Linked DNA regions of Homo sapiens: regions 2 and 3 are each linked to region 1. Evidence: chromatin contacts called from ENCODE Hi-C or POLR2A ChIA-PET data. All regions are on one chromosome and are shown on one strand. Each heading gives the region's core, a stretch centred on a gene start or an enhancer-like site at or near the end of the contact. The rest is flanking DNA. Distances are from core to core; before and after follow the strand shown.

Region 1 (2,700 bases), core at 198-2,697:
TAAGCTAAGTACCCACTCAAGAAATAATTGAATGAACAAGTAGTAAATACAAGTATTCATGAATGAATGTGGACCACTGCAAATAATGAGAGGTCTGGAATGTGCAACATGTTACTAGAAATAGACTTCAGCAGATGCTGTGGCTGTCGTGATAACCGTATGTGAATCTGTGGAAAGACTCCATCCAACCAAAAAAAAAAATCTTTCCCACTGGGACCTCAAATACCGTTGGCAAATGACGCTCCCTGCCGGATCTTTGCAGTTCCTGATTTTAATAATGGAATGGCCTCCTTCAGGAAGGAAGCATGGAGGGTGAGCGGGGAGGATGAAAGGAAGTCATAAGGACAGGTAGGGTCCTGCTGCATCGTCGTCTTTTAGGACAGGCTCTGACACTAACCAAGTCCTGCAATCCCAAATGCACTCTTTCCCCGTTTGCTGTCTTCCATCTGCAGAAACCGCTACTAAACATTAGGCTTGTTTTATTTTTCTTTGCTTCCATACAGGCTCTTGGTCAGTCATTGCTCAATATTTCTTTTTTTTTTTTTTTTTTTTTTTTTTTGAGACACGGTCTCACTTTGTCATCCAGGCTGGAGTGCAGTGGTGCAATCACAGCTCACTGCATCCTCAATCTCTTGGGCTCAGGCAAGGTTCCCACCTCAGCCTCCCTAGTAGCTGGGACTACAGGCACGTGCCACCACACCTGGCTAACTTTTTGATTTTTTTTAGAAACAGGGTCTTACTATGTTGCCCAGGCTGGTCTCAAACTCCTGGGCTCAAGCGATCCTTCCCTGTCAGCCTCCCAAAGCGCTGGAATTACAGGCATGAGCTGCTGCACCCAGCTAATATTTCTTTACCCTTATGGAGCTAACAAATCATGTTCCAGCCATTTCAGGATGAATGCTAAAACGGTGTTCAGATGGTAAAGTTGGACTTAATTCAGTGAGATTTAATAATAGACAATTTATGTCGATTTCCAAATAATACAAGTCAGTTCCAATATATCCCTTAAGAGACTTCCAGAACCCCATGGCGTCAGATGTGAAGAACAATCCCCACAGCTCTGCTGAGGCTGGGAGGGCGCTGGGGCTGTGGCGTCCTCCGCGCTGCCTTTCTTTCTGTTAGCTTGCATTCGCTTCTGCTCCTGAGGCTTCCTTTCCAATCTCAGCTGCGCGACAAAAGCTCAGTAGAGGCAAAAGCTCAGTAGAGGCCAGTTCAGTATTAGAAACAAGGGACGCTGGTCTGTTAATCTTTCTTCTCTATTAGTCCCCAAGGATCAGCTTTAGACACTGTGAAACCAGTGGGGCATTTCCATACAGGCTCCACACTCACAGCGCATCCATGGTACTGATGGTAGGAACAGAAGCCTCTGACGCTTTCCCCTGGCAGGTCCATCTTTCTGATCTAATCCTGGGGGTGCATCCATTGTCAGAGGTCTGGAGCAGCCCAACATCCTTTCTCTGGGGAAAAGAGCAAATGCATGCAATGCAATGTATTTACTTTTCAAAAAGAGGAAGTCTTCTTTGGGCCAAATGCCCTACCAATACAGTTAATTCTCAGTTATTTGCATTTGAATTACCTTGATGTTTTTGCATTTGAATTACCTTGATATTTTTGAAAATAGAGCACTGTACTTTTTTTAAGAGGCAGGGTCTTGTTCTGTTGCTCTGGCTGGAGTGCAATGGCAGGATCACAGCTCACTGCAGCCTCTACCTCCTGGGCCCAAGAGATTCTCCCGCCTCAGCATCCTGAGTAGCTGAGACTAAAGGCACGCCCCCGCCATGCCCAGCTAATTTTTAAATTTTTTGTAGAGACAGGGTCTCACTATGTTGCCCAAACTGATCTTGAACTCCTGGCTCAAGTGATTCTCCCTCCTCAACCTCTCAAAGCACTGGGATTTTAGGCGTGAGCCACTGCACCTGGACTTGCACTGGTACTCTTTATTGACTTCTTGGTAATTGTCCCCCATTACTAGTGGCTACATTAGTTCAGAAAGGATTTGCACAGAGGCCTGTTTTGAAACATGTGTGCTTTATTCTGGATCTAAGCTCAAGAAAGACCTGTGAAAATGAATGCCAAAGTCTCTCTCTGGGCCATGGCTTGATTGTGCCTACCCTCAGGGAGGAATGAGGGATGGCTGAGGATGGTGGGGTAGGGGCCCTGGGCCAAAAATCCCCAATCCCTGGGCCACAGACCAGCAGTATTGGTCTGCGGCCTGTTAGGAACCGGGCTGTGTGGCAGGAAGTGAGCGGTGAGCCAGAGAAGGAAGCTTCATCTGTATTCACAGTGGCCGGCTCCTCATCAGTTGCATTACTACCTTAGCTCTGCCTCCTGTCAGATCCACCCCAGCAAAGGAGATTAGGAGATTCTCATAGGAGCACAAACTGTATTGTAAACTGCGCATGTGAGGGATCTAGGCTGCAGGTTCCTTATGAGAATCCCATGCCTGATGATCTATCACTGTCTCTCATCATCCCCCAGACGGGACTGTCTGGTTGCAGGAAAACAAGCTCAAGACTCTCACTGATTCTACATTATGGTGAGTTGTATAATTATCTCATTGTATATTACAATGTAGTAATAATAGAAATAAAGTGCACAGTAAATGTAATGCGCTTAAATCATCCTGAAACCATCCCCCACCTGCTGCCCATCCATGATAAGATTGCCTTCCATGAAATCCGTCCTTAGTGCCAAAAAAGT
Region 2 (2,700 bases), core at 142-2,641, 350 kb before region 1:
ATTGCAAGACTTGGCCAGGCAAGGTGATATGAGTGAATCAAAACTATTTAAGACACGATATAGGTGACTACAACATAAGCAAAGCAAAGGGACACAACACCAGAAAACTCAGAAATACGTAATGCAGGTGTGGTAAAAACCTGGTGACGCACGACCACACCCATTCCCACATCCATGACAGACATTATCAATCAATCGCAGCACTCTTTCCATGAGCCCAGAGTTAGCCTTGAGGAATGATACTGCACCTAATATCTCTCTCATTCACTTGCTTTTCCTTCTTGAATAAGACAAAATGAGTAGAGTTATGAAACTATACCTCGGAGAGTTAAAGAAACCAATGATTAACAGAAATTCTTGAGCTTGCAGGATGACAGATTTTAAAAAGCACAACTTATTAAAATGCTGAAACTCTCTCCACTTGTAAGATAACAAAACTGGCTAAAATTGGTTGGGACCAATATGGCTGACTGGAGTTTGTGTAGAATTAGCTTGCTGATGTCATAGCCTGAATTTCCACCATGTGTTTCATACCAACTCCCCCTGGATTTGCGCATGGGACCCATGAGGAGGCATGAAGAGAGATAATTGTGCATGCCCAAGAACTTTCCAAATCTCCTCTTTCCTTCCACCAGTCACCTTCTAATCCTGAAATCCATCCCCTAAACATTTTCTAATAAAATTACTGCCTGAAAGCCAGGACAGGGAGACAGATTCGAGATGGTCTCCTGTCTCCTTGTGAATTGACTTGCAATAAAAAGCAATTGCAATAAAAAAGCAATTACAATAAAAAAGTCTTCTTTTTTCAAAAACTTGGCGTTGTTGTATTGGCTTCTAGTGAATCAGGAAGCAAGCCCCTTTTCCTCACTCACACTTCTAGCTATCAAGCTGGGAACACCCACTGGATCATGTATGTAAACATCAACTGTCACTGGTGTCACAGTAATGAAAAAAATAGAGGCCTTTTGTGGGGCTCTGTTTTTAAGTATCTATGGTTTTCACATTATTCATTTAAAAAATTGTGGTGCATTCATTTGCACAATTTTGGATCTTTATTATTAGTAAGAAATTACTGCATTCCTCACTACACATTCCAACACACCAGTTTGTTGAGACACCTCCCTTAAGAACAGCTGCTCTAGAGGCTTAAACTCCAAAGACCATTCCAGACCAAGGTGAAAGAACAAGTGAACTAAAAAAAAACTCCACCACAACACATTGAGAAGGGACCAACCCTATCCAAAGCAAATTATTCCCTTCCCCTCCACATTCCTGAGCAGCTATGCATGTTCTTCCTACACTTAGATGCTTACAATTCTTGGTCAAGAAGTCAATTATGACACGTAAGAGCCAAGACGTTGGTTTTTTTCTTTATGGACACCCCTCCTGAAATGTGAGTAACAAGGTGTGGCTGTCCTTACTGACAGCATCCTGTGTTCTCACCCTGCGCCAGTCTTGGCGAGTCTCAGAGCATTTCTCTTCCTCTCCAAGAGAAAATCTATTCCAGGAGGCATCAGTGAGAAGTAAGAGACTTCACTGAAGATTCTTTAGGGTGGAGTCGGCTTTATCTCCAGCACCTAAAACATACACTGGCTCACCAAAGGGGCATAGCAAGGAATAAATGAATGAATGGAAAATCAATAAAAGTCCTCATTGCACCTGTGGGTCTGTTTTGCCACCATGTTGACTAACCCAAATTCTGAGAATGCCTCTAAGATTTCTTTTTTTCTCTTTTTAGAGACAGAGTCTCACGCTGTTGCCAAGGCTGAAGTGCAGTGGTGTGATCACAGTTTACTGTAGTCTCAGACTCCCAGGCTCAAGGAATCTTCCCACCTCAGCCTCCCTAGTAGCTGGGACTACAGGCATGGGCCACTGCACCTGGCTGATTTTTTAAAACTTTTTGTGAAGACAAGGTCTCACTATGTTGTCCCTGCTGGTGTCGAAGTCCTGGCCTCAAACAATCCTCCCACTTCGGCCTTCCAAAGCACTGGAATTACAGGCATGAGCCACTGCACCTAGCCTGCCTCTAGGATTTCTACTTTCACATATACTTCCTGTAAATCCTGCCCTTAGGTCAAAATAACCATGCTGTTATCATAAACACACACTTACCATAAATCCTGCCCTTAGGCAAATTCCCTATAGTATATAAGCCCTGGGTCTGCGGGGTAACCGTGCAGTGATCCACCATCTCATGGCCGCCTGAGACATGGCTTCTGTTCTTAAGTCCCTGTTAAATATTTCTCTCTGAGAAACTGGATTTATCACCCTCTTTCTTCAGCTTCTCAGCTCCCTGGGCCTTTGGGGTAGGTTTGCACAGACCTGCTCATCCAGGAACACCCTCCTGGAGCCTCATCTCATTCCCTTTCTTTCCCGTTTACAGCTCCTCTATGTGGGTCCTTCCTGATTCCAGGGTCTCCCCTCACCACCCTGCCATCCGATACCCCCCTCTCCTCTGCAGAGCTCTCCCCAGAGATTCCTCCAATCTGTCATCTTCATCCCCAGCACTTCACTCTGCAAACAGCCCTCTTAATTTTGGGGCCAGTTTTTTTTTTTAACTATTTTCTTTTATTTCAAACATTTTTGAGGTACAAATTGTTTTTGGTTACATAGATGAGTTGTATAGTGGTGAAGTCTGAGATTTTAGTGCACTGAGGGCCCTCTTGAGACTCCCCGCTTCCTTTGAAAGCAGCAAGAGAT
Region 3 (2,700 bases), core at 126-2,625, 410 kb before region 1:
AGTCAAAGATGCTCTGAAAATGAGTGGAGATATGGTTTCTTACCTATGTGTATAAAATGAACAGTTTTATTCTTTCAACTCTTTATTATCTCTATAGGACATTAAGTTGGGCCGCATGTGCTAGACTAGATGTCTGGAGTAAATCTGTTTTCAGATATAATCTCTGGAGCATTCATGAAAGCTTCATATTTTGACACAGGAAGCAAAGAACATACTTGCAAATGCTGGCTCTGTTCATGGATGGAATGGTGCTTGAAACAAGTATCCTGCTGACATTACTTAACTCTTACAGGGGTCATTACTTAGGGATCAGCAATTTGCTAAAGATGAACAGATTCTAAGAAGATGGTTTTCCAGCAGCAACCAATTTTAAATCTGGACTGTGCACCAGGCACCTCTTGGGTATGACCTCAGTGCCTTTGGGTGTCCCTTGTCCCTCATTCCAGCTACTGATGCAGGTTCTGAGCAGCTTCCTGCTGGGGCCTTGCCTCATGCCTTTGCCTCACACCTCTGCTGGAGCTTCCAGAGTCTGCCCTGGAGCTTCTCTAAGCCGTCGGGGGCCCATGCATTTTGCCCAACCCAGGAGTGATCAATGGAGTCTAAGTGCTAATGGATAAATGTTTTCCTTTCTTCCCCCAGATGGACAGCCCTGAAACATCTTTCATGCAACTCCTCAGGCAGCCCAGAAACAGCCAGGAACCATTCGCCAGGAGCTGTGGCCAACTTAATAACTCATCCTTGTATTGGTTTCCATCCTCTGTCCTTCATCCGTCTTGTCTTTTACTCCTACTTGCTGGATCACACATCCCAATAAATTTTTGCACTCAAGCGTTTGTCTCAGGATCTGCTGTCCGGAGGACCAAGACTAAGTTCAAGTCATATTTTTTTTTTTTTGAGATGGAATCTCACTCTGTTGCCCAGGCTGGAGTGCAGCGGCATGATTTTGATTCACTGCAACGTCCACCTCCCGGGTTCAAGTGATTGTCCTGCCTCAGCCTCATGAGTAGCTGGGATTACAGGTGCACGCCACCACACCTGGCTAATTTTTGTATTTTTAGTAGAGACAGGGTTTCACCATGTTGGTCAGGCTGGTCTCAAACTCCTGGCCTCGTGATCCGCCCGCCTCGGCCTCCCAAAGTGCTGGGATTACAGGCATGAGCCACTGCGCCCAGCTGCCTTTTTTTTTTTTTTTTTTAACTAAATTGAGTTACACTGCCTAGGCTATCTTCACACACCCCCACCATCTCAGGCAGTTTTCCAAATGCAGAAAGCTCAGTCCTCTTTTCACTGAGTGCATCTGCATCCTGGTGTGTGCATGAAATGGGTGATGGGGTAACCTGTCTCCTTGCGTTGCATGTGGTGGGTCTCAGGGAGAGTGCTGAGTCATGATGTCTTGGCAACAGTCACAGCAGGACCCAGAATGGAGTTTACAGTGCAGATCCAGCAACTGGTTGGGAATTCTGGCCCTGTGCTTTTGTCTGCTAACTTTAACTTGGCCCTGTGTTATTTTTCCAAGCCATATTTTTAACTTACTCCTAAGTTTTTTTATTTGTTCATTTCATCCTGCTGTATTTGTGGATTTGATATAAATAAGCAAAGATTGGTGTGAGTAGACCTTTTTTAAAAAAATCATGTCTAAAAGTCCCAAAGTCACATTGAATACTCTTACTATATGATGTAGCTTTTTAAAAATGATGAGAAAATTGTGGTTTTGAAAAGTAAGTGTAAAAACTTTACTGTCTTCATTTGGAGATGATTTATTGAATTTGTTTAATCACTAACAAGCCTGGAACAAAATTATGCCATCCACAGCGAGAATTATACAACTTTGAACAACAGTTCTGGCATGCTATGGGGACCTCATAGAGACACAGTATCTGACCATGGGACACAAAGTGACCATGTGGCCAAAGCAGCCCATCAGGAGCTGGGTTCTGTCGAAACCACTATGTCATGTCATTGGATAGGCCCTGGAACAATCCATTGTAAGACTGGACTGGTACATCTGGGATTAGGCCTAAGCAGGACCAGAGGGCACAGTCAAGCTGCACAATAGCCATCCACTATTACTGTACCAGCACTTCCCTCTCAGCTCACACCCACAGCCATATGTAAGACCCTTATGATTAGCTGACTAAGAGGAAGGAGCTCAAGCTTGCTTCATGGATGGGCCAGCTCTGTACATCCGTGCAAGCTGAAAATGAATGGGAACTGTGCTACAGTCCCATTCAAGGGTGGTCTTAAAAGACAGTGTGGATGGTGGTGTCCCTGGTCATACACTTTGTTTTGAAAGAGAAGTGGCCTGGGGTCGTGATATATGCAGACTTATGGGCAGTACCAAATGGCTTGACCAAATGGGCAGGGGCCTAGTAGGAGACAGATTGGCAGATTGGCCACAAGGAGGTCTGGAGTAGAGACACGTGCATGGACTACAGGAGTGTTGAAGGTCTTTGTATCACATGTTAACACCCACAAGAGAGGCACTAAACATACAGGTAGACAAAATGACTAACCAGTTGACAGCAGTCCCTGTCATCATCCACTCCAGGGCCGGCGCTGAATAGAATAGCCATGGTGGCAGGTATGGAAGCTATGCATGGGCCCACCAGTATTGGCTCCCGCTTACCAAAGCTTTTCTAGCCACTGCTACTGCCAAATGTCTAACATTCTAGCAGCAGAGAGTGATACTGGGGTCCCAGT

The links. A loop is a pair of places that touch in the nucleus more often than their neighbours do. ChIA-PET counts read pairs that join two places held with the same protein, here RNA polymerase II (POLR2A). Pooled maps may share reads with other maps.
Region 2: a map with no recorded cell type shows a loop between it and region 1 (2.6-fold over the local background). The contact joins the enhancer-like site here to the promoter of LINC02644 in region 1. A Hi-C loop is called at or near these places in 5 of 37 single-sample maps with no recorded cell type and 10 of 50 pooled maps.
Region 3: a pooled map shows a loop between it and region 1 (2.2-fold over the local background). The contact joins the enhancer-like site here to the promoter of LINC02644 in region 1. A Hi-C loop is called at or near these places in 3 of 37 single-sample maps with no recorded cell type and 10 of 50 pooled maps. POLR2A ChIA-PET finds 5 or more read pairs at or near these places in 2 of 52 experiments (AG04450 and IMR-90).

The regions. Positions count from the first base shown.
Region 1 is chr10:30,721,966-30,724,665 of GRCh38, reverse strand. LINC02644 (long intergenic non-protein coding RNA 2644) reads right to left here and starts at 1,447. Exons shown (of 2, transcript NR_134497.1): 1 at 1,330-1,447; 2 at 926-1,247.
Region 2 is chr10:31,074,267-31,076,966 of GRCh38, reverse strand. The region is part of intron 1 of LOC105376481 (a long non-coding RNA gene); the gene reads right to left. Among named protein-coding and RNA genes, the nearest start is that of ZNF438, 44 kb to the right of the region's middle. Within about 2 kb of position 1,391, at least 3 of the 41 ENCODE cell types and tissues checked have a DNase peak (open chromatin) inside an H3K27ac peak, as active enhancers do.
Region 3 is chr10:31,128,111-31,130,810 of GRCh38, reverse strand. The region is part of intron 2 of LOC105376481 (a long non-coding RNA gene); the gene reads right to left. It overlaps LOC105376482 (a long non-coding RNA gene), which reads left to right. Exons shown (of 4, transcript XR_001747412.2): 3 at 293-402; 4 at 640-828. Among named protein-coding and RNA genes, the nearest start is that of LINC02664, 58 kb to the left of the region's middle. Within about 2 kb of position 1,375, at least 7 of the 41 ENCODE cell types and tissues checked have a DNase peak (open chromatin) inside an H3K27ac peak, as active enhancers do; they include IMR-90, where a contact is called at or near this core.